2 separate regions of the Homo sapiens genome follow, and region 2 is linked to region 1. Evidence: chromatin contacts called from ENCODE Hi-C or POLR2A ChIA-PET data. All regions are on one chromosome and are shown on one strand. The core of a region is the stretch at or near the end of the contact, and the rest is flanking DNA. Distances in the headings are between cores, read along the strand shown. Region 1 has its middle 83 kb from the start of LINC00954. Region 2 has its middle 50 kb from the start of LINC00954.

What was found. Hi-C counts contacts between places; a loop is a spot of excess contacts on that map. ChIA-PET counts read pairs that join two places held with the same protein, here RNA polymerase II (POLR2A). Pooled maps may share reads with other maps.
Region 2: a map of PC-9 shows a loop between it and region 1 (9-fold over the local background). The contact joins two enhancer-like sites. A Hi-C loop is called at or near these places in 3 of 168 maps with a recorded cell type or tissue (PC-9, endothelial cell of umbilical vein and posterior vena cava) and 2 of 50 pooled maps. POLR2A ChIA-PET finds 5 or more read pairs at or near these places in 3 of 52 experiments (MCF 10A, Panc1 and T-cell).

Annotation. Positions count from the first base shown.
Region 1 is chr2:19,782,819-19,788,116 of GRCh38, reverse strand. No RefSeq gene overlaps it. Among named protein-coding and RNA genes, the nearest start is that of LINC00954, 83 kb to the left of the region's middle. RefSeq lists an enhancer at 772-1,971. Within about 2 kb of position 1,501, at least 8 of the 41 ENCODE cell types and tissues checked have a DNase peak (open chromatin) inside an H3K27ac peak, as active enhancers do; they include PC-9, where a contact is called at or near this core.
Region 2 is chr2:19,816,357-19,821,875 of GRCh38, reverse strand. No RefSeq gene overlaps it. Among named protein-coding and RNA genes, the nearest start is that of LINC00954, 50 kb to the left of the region's middle. Within about 2 kb of position 2,380, at least 4 of the 41 ENCODE cell types and tissues checked have a DNase peak (open chromatin) inside an H3K27ac peak, as active enhancers do; they include PC-9, where a contact is called at or near this core.

The DNA of each region.
Region 1 (5,298 bases), core at 252-2,751:
ACCCCATCTATGACTTGTGGAATAATTTTAACCCCTATTTACCAGATGAGGAGACTGGGACGGGGACGCATGAAGGGCCTGGCTCCGGGACTTATAGGTGAGAGCTCCTGCTTTGTCCCTCCTAGAACATCATTAAGAAATAATCCCAGCTTAAGCAGCACCTTGATGAGTGACCTTGCGATTGGAAGGCAGATTCTGTTGCAGGAACGGTAGCCTCTCTGCACTCAAAGGAGATGTGTGTGTGAAGGAGAAAGAGAGGAGAAGGGGTGTCTGTGGGGCTGATTTGAAGTTTGAACAGCATCACGCAGCTGGAAGCCAAGGCAAGGCATTTCATCCACAGGGATCATCTGCATCTTTCCTGCTATCTGATGACTCAGGAGCATCCATGCGCATTTACCAAGTACCTGCCCAGTGTCAGGTGTATCAGGGAGTGAATTTGGCTGCTTGAAAAGAAAAAGTGGAATAGTTGGTTTAAACAAATAGGGCTTATTTTTCTCAGTTGAGCAAGAGGCCCAGGGATAGAGTGCGGGGCTGCTGCAGTTGTCATGCAGTGTTCCTGGGTAGTTTTCATCCTCAGGGTTTCTTCGTGGGTGGAAAGTGGCAGCTGCCTATCCATGTCACCTGCAGGAAGATGCCAAAGGAAATTCATGGAGGAAGGGGTACTCCTGTGTCAGGGAAGGGAACTCTGTTTACAAAGTGCAAATCGACTCCCACTGTGATCGGAAGGTGGTTTTTAGCAGGATGCCCACCACGCGGAGCCATGCTGAGTTGTTGATTCTGCCTCCGCAGTCGCCCTGCATGCTTCCTAAGGTTCTCTTGCTCTGGGAAGCTGGGTTTGCCCGGTGGCGACCCACTCTCCTTCCTGGCTTCCAGACCTATATGGTCCCTGAATCTCACTCCACACGTGGCCCTGACACAACTTACCTCTGCCTTTCGTTCCTGAGACTAATTGCCCCATTTTTCCCCTCTCTCCTGCTTGTGATTCGGCCCCTTAACCAGATCCCAAGGTTGAGATTTGAGTGCTCCCTTAACCATCCAGGCACTGCCCGGCTATTGACTTGGGCTTCTTCACTCACCCACACACTTGATCCTGAGAGCTGGGCCTGAGTAGGTGTGGGGGCAAAGGAAAAACAAAGATAAACCTGACTCAGGCCTTGCTCTGCAGGTCCCCAGTCAAGGCTGGCTTTGCCCTCACCTATGCTTGAATTCTAGCAGAATCTGGTCGGAGTCATGTGCTTGGTCAGGAAGGGATGAGACAGCTTCTGCACTTTGTGCAAAGGGCTTAGAGGAGAATCCAGACATTCCTCTTCGCTGGGAGTAAACTAGCCACCTGGGGACAAAGAGCAAATCATAACAGGAGTCCGGGGAAACCCAAATATGCCTCAAAGGGGACTGGAATGACAGTTTCTTCTCCCTGGAGGCAGGCCTGAGATAAACTGAAGACTAGCAGTTTTTGCTTACTGAAAAAGAGGAACATGACTCAGTCCTTGGGAGGCACTCATGGCTCAGAAAGTGCCAACTCATCCCAACCAAGCATTCTCCTCTAAAATGGCCATTTCTCTCCTCTCTACCTGCCCTACTCTTAGCCATGCATCAAGGCTTGCTCAAATATGCCCTTCGATGGGAAGCTTATTCTTACACTGCAGGCGAATCAAACTCTTCCTTTTCTGTGCTTTCTTGGCACTTTTGAAAATAGTATCTTGATTGTAATTTATCTTTTATCATAATTGGGCTTGCTGATATGCCCTCCCACTGGGCTTCTTGAGGTCAAGAGCTATGTCTTTTTCATCTCAGTGTCCCTGGGCCCTGGCTTGAGCCTGACACAGAGGAGGTGCTCAGTGAAAGATGTAGCTTTTAACAAAATCTAATGTTACTGCCAGGGGTTGTCTGTTAGCTTTCCTTCATCTACAATCTCCAGGGTTGCATTCCGGCTGCTAGCTACCCTGACCCCCTCTCCACTTGCTCTGGACCTGCCATCACCACAGCCCAAAGCTCTGGGTTGCTAACAGCCTCTGTCCCCCACAGAGCCATTAGTAGGTGTCCTTTGGGGCAGAGGGCCCTGTGCCCAGCTCTGCAGGCCTAACGACACCATTCCTGAATGGCGACATGGATGTGTTTACCCAGCCTCTGTAACCTGACATGCAGCAGTCCTAATTGTCCTCTGCGTGAACCTGGTGCAGTATTTTAGTGTGTCCTATAGAATAATATTGAGAGAATGAACAAATCAGTGGCAGAACCTTCTGAGATTTGCCTAATTGCAACTCAAATTGTTCCCATATTGGAAATTACATGGCTAAGATGCCTTTTGGGGAACTGAATATTAGGAGCCCAGGAAGGTCAGCCAACAATGAGTTGCCAGACTTTTTCTCCATGAACTCTTACCGAGACATTTTCCTGCAATGAGACATGTATAGGTTGACTCAAAACAGATTTCACAATCACTTTATCCAATTTTGGACGGCTTAATTCGGCAGTTCACGTAACCCTCTTTAATCAGCCTCACGTTCAGGGGTTGTTGTTGTGGCTCAAGCACTTTGACGGGTAGATGGCACTCAGGTCAGTACCCCTAAATGGGGAGGCTCTGGCCAGTCACTGCCTTGGCTCTGGGAGCCTGGACTATATTTGGAACTCTTAGGGGCCCTGGGTCATTGTGAAGTCTCCAGCGAGGTAGGAAACCTGTGATTCTTGTTCCCAGGCGTGCTTTATGCCCTGAGTGGGATGCCCGGGGATGATGAAAGTGAAAGTTTTGTGTGTGTGTGTGTGTGTGTGTGTGTGTGTGTGTGTTAAGATTGTTCCAGTTTTGACACTGTTGTGAGGGGTATCGAGGTCTCTCAGGATTTTTGACTCTGACATTGAATAACAATAGGCTGGCTATCTGCCTAGTTCAGCACCCTCAGGGAAAAAGTAATTTCCTGTCTTTCCCTTTATGGCATTGGGGAAGCCATATGCCTGGACTTAGATTGGGAGGTAAGTCCAATTGCTGATATCTACCTTGTCACCTCTCAGGGGTTGAGGAAGTTGCAACCTCTACCAGGGAGACTTTTTTGTCTGGCACTTTAACTTTGCAAGCCCTTAGTTGTTGCTTGTTCCATGGGTAATCACAGCCATCCTGTGAGAGGGCCCCGGGAAAAACGATTCCTCTTTTACATATAGTGTAAACTGAGGTCTGGGCAGCTCAAGTGATTGGTCCAAGGTCATTCGGGGAGTTCATGGCAGAGTCAGGTCAGAACCAGCCTCCTACTCTCAGTGCGTGGGTCTCTTTTGTTTTGTTTCTTTATTAAGGAATCTGCCTCTCATTTGCTTGGATGAAACACTGTTGAGCAGTTTGGGCTGTGCTGGTTCTGAAGAGTGAAGCAGCATTGCAGGGGTGAGTGGCGTCATCTGCATATCACCCTCAAACCATCCCCGAGTGTGGCCAGCCCGCTCCTGGGTATCTTCCCAGTTACCTGAATGTGGCTGTCGACTCACTCTCCACCTAAACCCTTCAGGTTCTTGCTCTGTGGAGAGGTAGGGCAACCCTGGCTACAGACCAGGTATGTTCAGGGCCCAGGTGGGGAAGGAGAAGGCCACACTTGCCAGGTACTATTCTGGTTGCTTTGCATGAAGAGCTGCAGTCAACGCAGTCAGATTTTGTGAAAAAGAAAGCCACTGTTGCCTGGTTGGTGGGAGGGATGTGTGTGCGTGTGTAGGGTAGCATGTGTGTGGCATGTTATGTGTGTATGGTGTTTACAGTGTGTGTAGTATGTATATGTAACGTGTGTGGTATGTGACTGTGGTGTGTATATGTGTATAGTGTGTGTGTTGTGTGTATGGGGTATGTGTGTGGTATGTGTTTGTAGTGTGGGTTGTATGTGTGTGGTATGTGTTTGTAGTGTGTGTATGGGGTGTGTGTGTGGTATGTATTTGTAGTGTGGGATGTGTGTGTGTTGTGTATTTGTAGTGTGGGGTGTATGTGTGGTATGTGTTTGTAGTGTGGGGTGTGTGTGTGGTATGTGTTTGTACTGCCCCCATGACTCAAATTATCTCCCACTGGGTCCCTCCCACAACACGTTGGAATTATGGGAGTACAATTCAAGATGAGATTTGGGTGGGGACACAGAGCCGAACCATATCATTTTGCCCCTGGCCCCACATACCATATGTGTGTGTGGTATGTGTAGTGTGGGTTGTGTGTGTGTGGTATGTGTTTATAATGTGTGTATGGTGTGTGTGTGTGTGTGTGTGTGTTTGAAGGGTAGTGGTCAGGGAAGGCTTCCTGCAGTGGGGGTGGATTTTGAGTGAGCATTCTCAGCAGGCAGGGTAGTGATGGGGACAAGGGAAGGTGTGGGGGCAGTGGGGGCAGGGAAGGCAAATGGCTGGGGCTGTATCTGACTGATACTGAGGGGCCTGTTAGGAGTCCATGCCAGGGAGGTGAGCTGCTGTTGTCCTGACCAAGCCCTTTGCAGGCGCCTGACTTCCCCGTTGCAGCAGTAGAGCCAGGTCTTTTGGCAAGTGCTCTTCCTCCAAACACTGCCTTCCAAAGACAGTGATCTGACTCCAAACATCTGCAGAATGGAAAAAGAGAACAGAGGCAAATGGGATGGGCGGGGCAGTCATATCTTAAAACTCCAAAATGATCTCCTCTGACTCCATGTCTCACATCCAGGTCACGCTGATGCAAAAGGTGGTTTCCCATGGTCTTGGGCAGCTCGGCCGCTGTGGTACAGCCTCCCTCCCAGCTTCTTTTATGAGCTGGTGTTGAGTGTCTGTGGCTTTTTTGGGCACGTGGTGCAAGCTATAGGTGGATCTACCATTCTGGAGTCTGGAGGATGGTAGTCCTCTTCTCACAGCTCCACTAGGTGGTGCCTCAGTAAGGACTCTGTGTGGGGGCTCCAACCCCACATTTCCCTCCTGCACTGCCCTGGCAGAGGTTCTCCATGAGAGCCCTACCCCTGCAGCAAACTTCTTCCTGGACATCCAGGTATTTTCATACATCCTGTGAAATCTTGGCAGAGGTTCCCTAACACCAATTCTTTACTTCTGTGCACTGGCAGGCTCGACATCACTTGGAAGCTGCCAAGGCTTGGGGCTTGTACCCTCTGAAGTCATGGCCCGAGCTCTATGTTGGCCCCTTTCAGCCATGGCTGGAGCAGCTGTGACACAGGGAACCAAGTCCTTAAGCTGCACACAGCAAAGGGACCCTGGGCCCGGCCCAGGAAACTATTTTCTTCTAGGCCTCTGTGCCTGTGATGGGAGGGGCTGCCTTGAAGACCTCTGACATGCCCTGGAGACAGTTTCCCCATTGTTTTGGGGATTAAT
Region 2 (5,519 bases), core at 1,131-3,630, 33 kb before region 1:
TTTTTTTGACTTGATGTACACAAGTCTATATTATAGTTTTAGAAGAAATTTTATTTACTTTTTTTTTTTTTGAGATGGAGTCTCGCTGTGTCACCCAGGCTGGAGTACAATGGCGCGATCTCAGCTCACTGCAATCTCCACCTGCCGGGGTTCAAGCCATTCTTCTGCCTCAGCTTCCTGAGTAGCAGGGATTACAGGCGCCCGCCACCATGCCCCGCTAATTTTTGTATTTTTAGTAGAGACAGAGTTTCACCATGTTGGCCAGGCTGGTCTTGAACTCCTGACCTCAAGTGATCCGCCCTCCTCGGCCTCCCAAAGTGCTGGGATTACAGGCGTGAGCCACTGCACCTGGCCAGAAATTTTATTTTTGAAATTAGTTTTTGAATAGAATAATTTTATGGTCTATCAATAAAATAATCAATTTGCAAGGCAACACATAAATCTTAAGAAAATTATTTAGTTTTTCTTACTGTTAGATCCTCCTTCCACTCTCAAAAGTGTCCCAATTTGAATGGTATATTATATGGTTGTGCTTGCATTGTGTTTGCCATGAACAGAATTCATGAATATTCTGGTGTTCCACCTTTCAGGTGGATGGTAGTTTTGTACTTCTCTGCTCTGCTTGTAATCAGTTATGGCCATATGACATACTTGGACCAGTGAAAGGTGAGCAGAAGTAATGTGTGGCATCTTTAAGAGCCAATGCATGCTTACCCTCCCCTTTCTGCTGCAGTGATCATGGAAGCATATGTCAAATAGAAGTTTATGTCAGGTTGCAACCTCTAATGGTGATGGCCTGGAGCATAGCTCCTAGCAATGCTGCATTAGAAATAAATAAGGGAGTGTTGTAAATAAATTCACACATTGATCTTCGTGTTGTTAAACCACTGAGATATTGGGATTATTTATTATGTAGCAAAACTTCACCTACCCTCATTGATAAAACTTAAAAAATTAAAAAAAAATTTTTTTTTTTGAGACAGGATTTCACTTTTGTTGGCCAGGCTGGAGTGCAAAGGCGCTATCTCGGCGCTATCTTGTCTCACTATAACCTCTGCCTTCTGGGCACAAGCAGTTCTCCTGCCTCAGCCTCCTGAGTAGCTGGAACTACAGGAGTGTGCCACCACAACTAGCTAACCCAGCTAATTTTTTTGTAGAAACAGGGTTTTGTCACATTGCCCAGGCTGGTCTTGAACTCTTGAGCTCAAACCATCTGCCTGCCTTGGCCTCTCAAAGTGCTGGGGTTACAGGCAATCGTGCCCGGCCTCATAACACTTTAAAATAAGTTAATCTATTAATTAATAAATTTAGACCTCAACTGGTCTCAAACCTGGGGCAGTTTATAAACAGCAAGATACAATAAAATATAGGGGGTTGGGCAAAGGGAAAATAGGGGTATGAAAATAAAAATGTTGGAGGTAAGATTAATCCTCAAACTGCAATCCTGTGTATGCATTCCCAGCGATGGGCCACCAATTAGTCTATAAACTTCTTAGCAGCAAAGGCAAATAGGGAAATCTGAGCAGTAGCAGCACCCATAGGATAATAACAAACCAGATTCTTAGGAAAAATCTTAGACAACAGTGGGGCAATGTGTCAAGAACTGGATGGCTTTCCTTCCAAAACTCAATCGGAGTGTCTCCCAATGGCTCTTTCTCACACCAGTTCCCAGTGCAAGCAGGGGCCACAGTGACAATATCCAAGTCAGGAAAAAAGAATGGGAGGTGGTGGTCAAAGGATACAGGCTGGACAAACAGCTTTGACGACCTGGCCGAATTTAACATGAACATTCCAGAATCTATAGCATGAGTGGGTGTCTTTTAGTCTATCCTTCCGTAAATGAGTGAATGAATGAATGAATGAATGAATGAATAAATAAATAAATAAATAAATAAATAAATATTTCCTGATGCGGCCTCTTTTAACAAAATTGTCTAGGAAGGAATTTGGTTATATTCCCTGGCAAGGTCCTGGGGCTGAATCAGACCTGGCTCCTACCCACCAGAAGCTTCCCCTCCAATGACAGGGCAAGATACATAGACAAACACCCATAGCATGGAATGAATTATGGGAAGAAAGCCCTGTCCATGCAGTATGCCCTGGGGGCCCTGAGAAGTCATGATGGCTCTCATGAGTGGTAACTGAGTCATTCCCCAAAAGGGACATGATTGGCCCTGGAGGTCTGTGTCTTGGCAGCTATTTAAGGTGTCTGAGTGCTTGGCATTGCTGTCTGTGAACAGCTTCATATCCAAGGACCATCTAAAAGGCCTGAGGGAAGAACATGCTGTGTTGAATAAGCCACAATGGCAATGAAGCCAGCTGTGCCTAGGCAGCCACAGTGTCCTCAGTGAGCTCGAGGGAGGAACATCAGCCAGGGCTGGATGAGGCCTATGAACTGATGACCTCAAGACTGGAATGTTTGCAAGAGTCTATTTTTGTTTCAGATAAAACCAGAAACAATGAGCCACTTGGGGAGCCAGCCTCCTGGAGATTGATGGTGAGGGGGCGAGCTGAAGCTCACTGGGGAAGTATGTGTGGCTCTCCGCTCACCCATATATTTCCCTGCAGAGCAAAGGCTGGGTGATGACTAGAACAGGGAAATCCAGTTCAGGCCAAGGCAGGGTCTACAGAGGCCGGGTGCTCTTTCACAAACACATTCAGTGTCTCTATCCATCCCTTCATCTATGTATGCCCCTCCACCCCGGAGCTTCACCTAGTACGCAGCTGGTGTCTGGTCCTGTTCTTGGCTAAGAGGGTAAGACAGGAGAAGGTATAGGCCTTGTTCTCAGGAGAAGACCCCCCAGGCAGAACACCACCAAGGAAAGCACCTGACCCAAGTGAGAAGCCATTTGGAATTCAGGGTCCTGGAACTTCATTCATTGCTAACCCACCCTAATCAAGGAAAAACAATGTTTTCCCTTTAGAAGGCTTTTCTTCATCAATCCAAGAGCTGTTGATGGAGAAATCTGTGTGCCTGGCTCTGCACTTAGCAGGGTGTGTGGGTGGGGAGTGAAAGGGAGCACCTCTCCAGCTAAAGACTCTTGCATCCAGTTCTCAGAAGAGAGTTAGAGCACTAATTCTGGAGGTGGAAACCCAGACACCATTAATCACCCGAGGACTGCCTGTCCTCCATCACCTCCCCTCCACTGTGACACAAACCAGGACTTTTAAGGAGCTTGCTGAGAGCCACTCAGCTAATCAGAGGCAGATCTCCCAGACCTGTATTTCCCCCCTCCCGCCGACACCAGTGAAGAGCAATGGTTGCTCCTTCCTTCATCAAATAGTCCAGAAATGAAGGTGGTGGGGAGAGGTCCTTCACCCTCAGGCCATTCCCTAGCCCAGGCTCCCTTTCCTTCTTTGACCCTCCTGGCCTCATGGATCCCTGATCCTATACTCAACACCTATTAAGTAACCTTCACACCTGGAGGTTTCTAAAGCTCCCAGTGAGGAAGTCTGGACTTTGCTGGGGAAATCACACCTCCCTCTGCTGTCAATGCTAGGTCTGTCTTCACCCCAAGAAGAAGTGGGTTGGGCTCTGATGTCCCTGGCTGATGGCCACATTGCTGTGTGTTTCATGCTCATGTTCCCCTCTGAGTCTGTCTGAAGACAGAACAGAATCAGGACATGAGGAGACTCGGCTTCCAGCGGGACTTGCTGGCACCATTCATAGTGTCTGGGGAAGCATGTCAGTGATTTGGCAGGGCTGGGAACTGTGGGAGCCCCTCCATGAATGCGTCACTGCATGGGCCATTCCTGACTGCAAGGAGATGGTTTGGGAATCAGATGTGTTTAGTTTGCAGGGTTTTCAGATCTGACATCCAGAAAGACACCAGCTCAGAACCTGGTCCAGAGTGAGATGCAAGAGGGCCTGTTACAATGTTCAGATCCTGACTTCAAGGTGCTTTTATCCAGGATACCTAAAGTGTTTCCCTCATTGGTTAGAAATGATCAGTAGAAAGACTTACAGTGGGTTACTCAAGGTACTATTTGTAGTACCAACTTGGTATTAAGTGAGGTTTGTGTGCTATAATCTTTAACTGGTCTCATGTGTACCTTGTCTCCCCATGAAGAAACCACACTGGGTTGCCTTAAAACTCTATTTTGGGCCTGGCACTGTGGCTCACGCCTGTAATCCCAGCACTTTGGGAGGCTGAGGAGGGCGGATCACGAGGTCAGGAGATCGAGACCATCCTGGCTAACACGGTGAAACCCCGTCTCTACTAAAAATACAAAAAATTAGCCAGGCGTGGTGGCAGGCACCTATAGTCCCAGCTACTCAGGAGGCTGAAGCAGAAGAATGGCATGAACCTGGGAGGAGGAGCTTGCAGTGAGCTGAGATCGCGCCACTGCACTCCATTCAGCCTGGGCGACAGAAAGAGACTCCGTCTCAAAAAAAAAAAAAAAAAAAAAAGAAAAAACAAAAAAACCCCTCTATTTTGCATGTTCAAATGTCTATTGAAAAGATGTTTTGAGAGAAGCAAGACCCTCTCAAGAGAGAGGAAGTAGGATCAGCTTCCCCCAGCTCCTACAGGGATCATTCGTTCTTTCAATCGGCAGACACTGAGCCATCTCTGTCAGGTTTGGGCTGGTAGCAGGCTACAGAGATGAATTGGAAGTGATTCTGCCATTGAGGTGTGCGGATTCAAGTAGGTGAGATTGACATGTTTGTAAAACACCATAGTAACCTCAAGGCATGGGATGCTGCGTGGGAGGAAGGCTACGTTCTGAAACTGTTCAGTGGGTTGCTCCCTAGAAAGGGCTTCTTGAAGGAGGTATTGTGATGGCAAATTTTTGGTGCCAACTTGGCCATGGTGCTCAGATATTTGGTCAAACATTATTCTACATACTTCCATGAAGGTATTTTTAAAGATGAGATTAATGTTTAAATCAGTAGGCTTGAAGTAAAGCAGACCACCCTCCATAATGTGAATGGGCTTCATCCGATCAGTTGAAGGTCTTAAGAGCAAAGACTGACCTTGAAGCAAGGAGGAATTCTGTAGCAGATGACTTTTGGACTCACACTGCAGTTCATCCTGGGATCTCCAGCTGCTGCCAGACCCTGTAGATTTTGTACTTGTCAAGCCTCCGCAACTGCTTGAACCAATTCCTTAAAATAAATACCTCCCTCTCTCTATGTTTATATAGATACACATCCCATTGGTTCTGTTTCTTTGGAGAACCCTAATACAGGTATTAATGGCTGAGGGTGCCTTGGGGGAGTCATTGCTAGTTTATGGGAACTCCTGGGCTGTACACAAGCACAGAACATTCTGGAGTGTCATGGCCCCACAGACCCATTTTTAGGGTTTATGAGAAGATAACAGAGGCCTTTTTCCAGAGACTAGTAGAAAGTGATTGTCAGAGATAAAAAGCTTTTCTCTAAAAAGACAACAGCCTCAGTGGAAGAAAGGCCAAAAGAGTTTTATGCATCTGAAGAAGTTGCTGGAAATCCCAGAACCATGGACGAGCCACTTGTGGATTTCACTGAAAAAAAATTAAAGCAAAAACCAGAGTCAAAT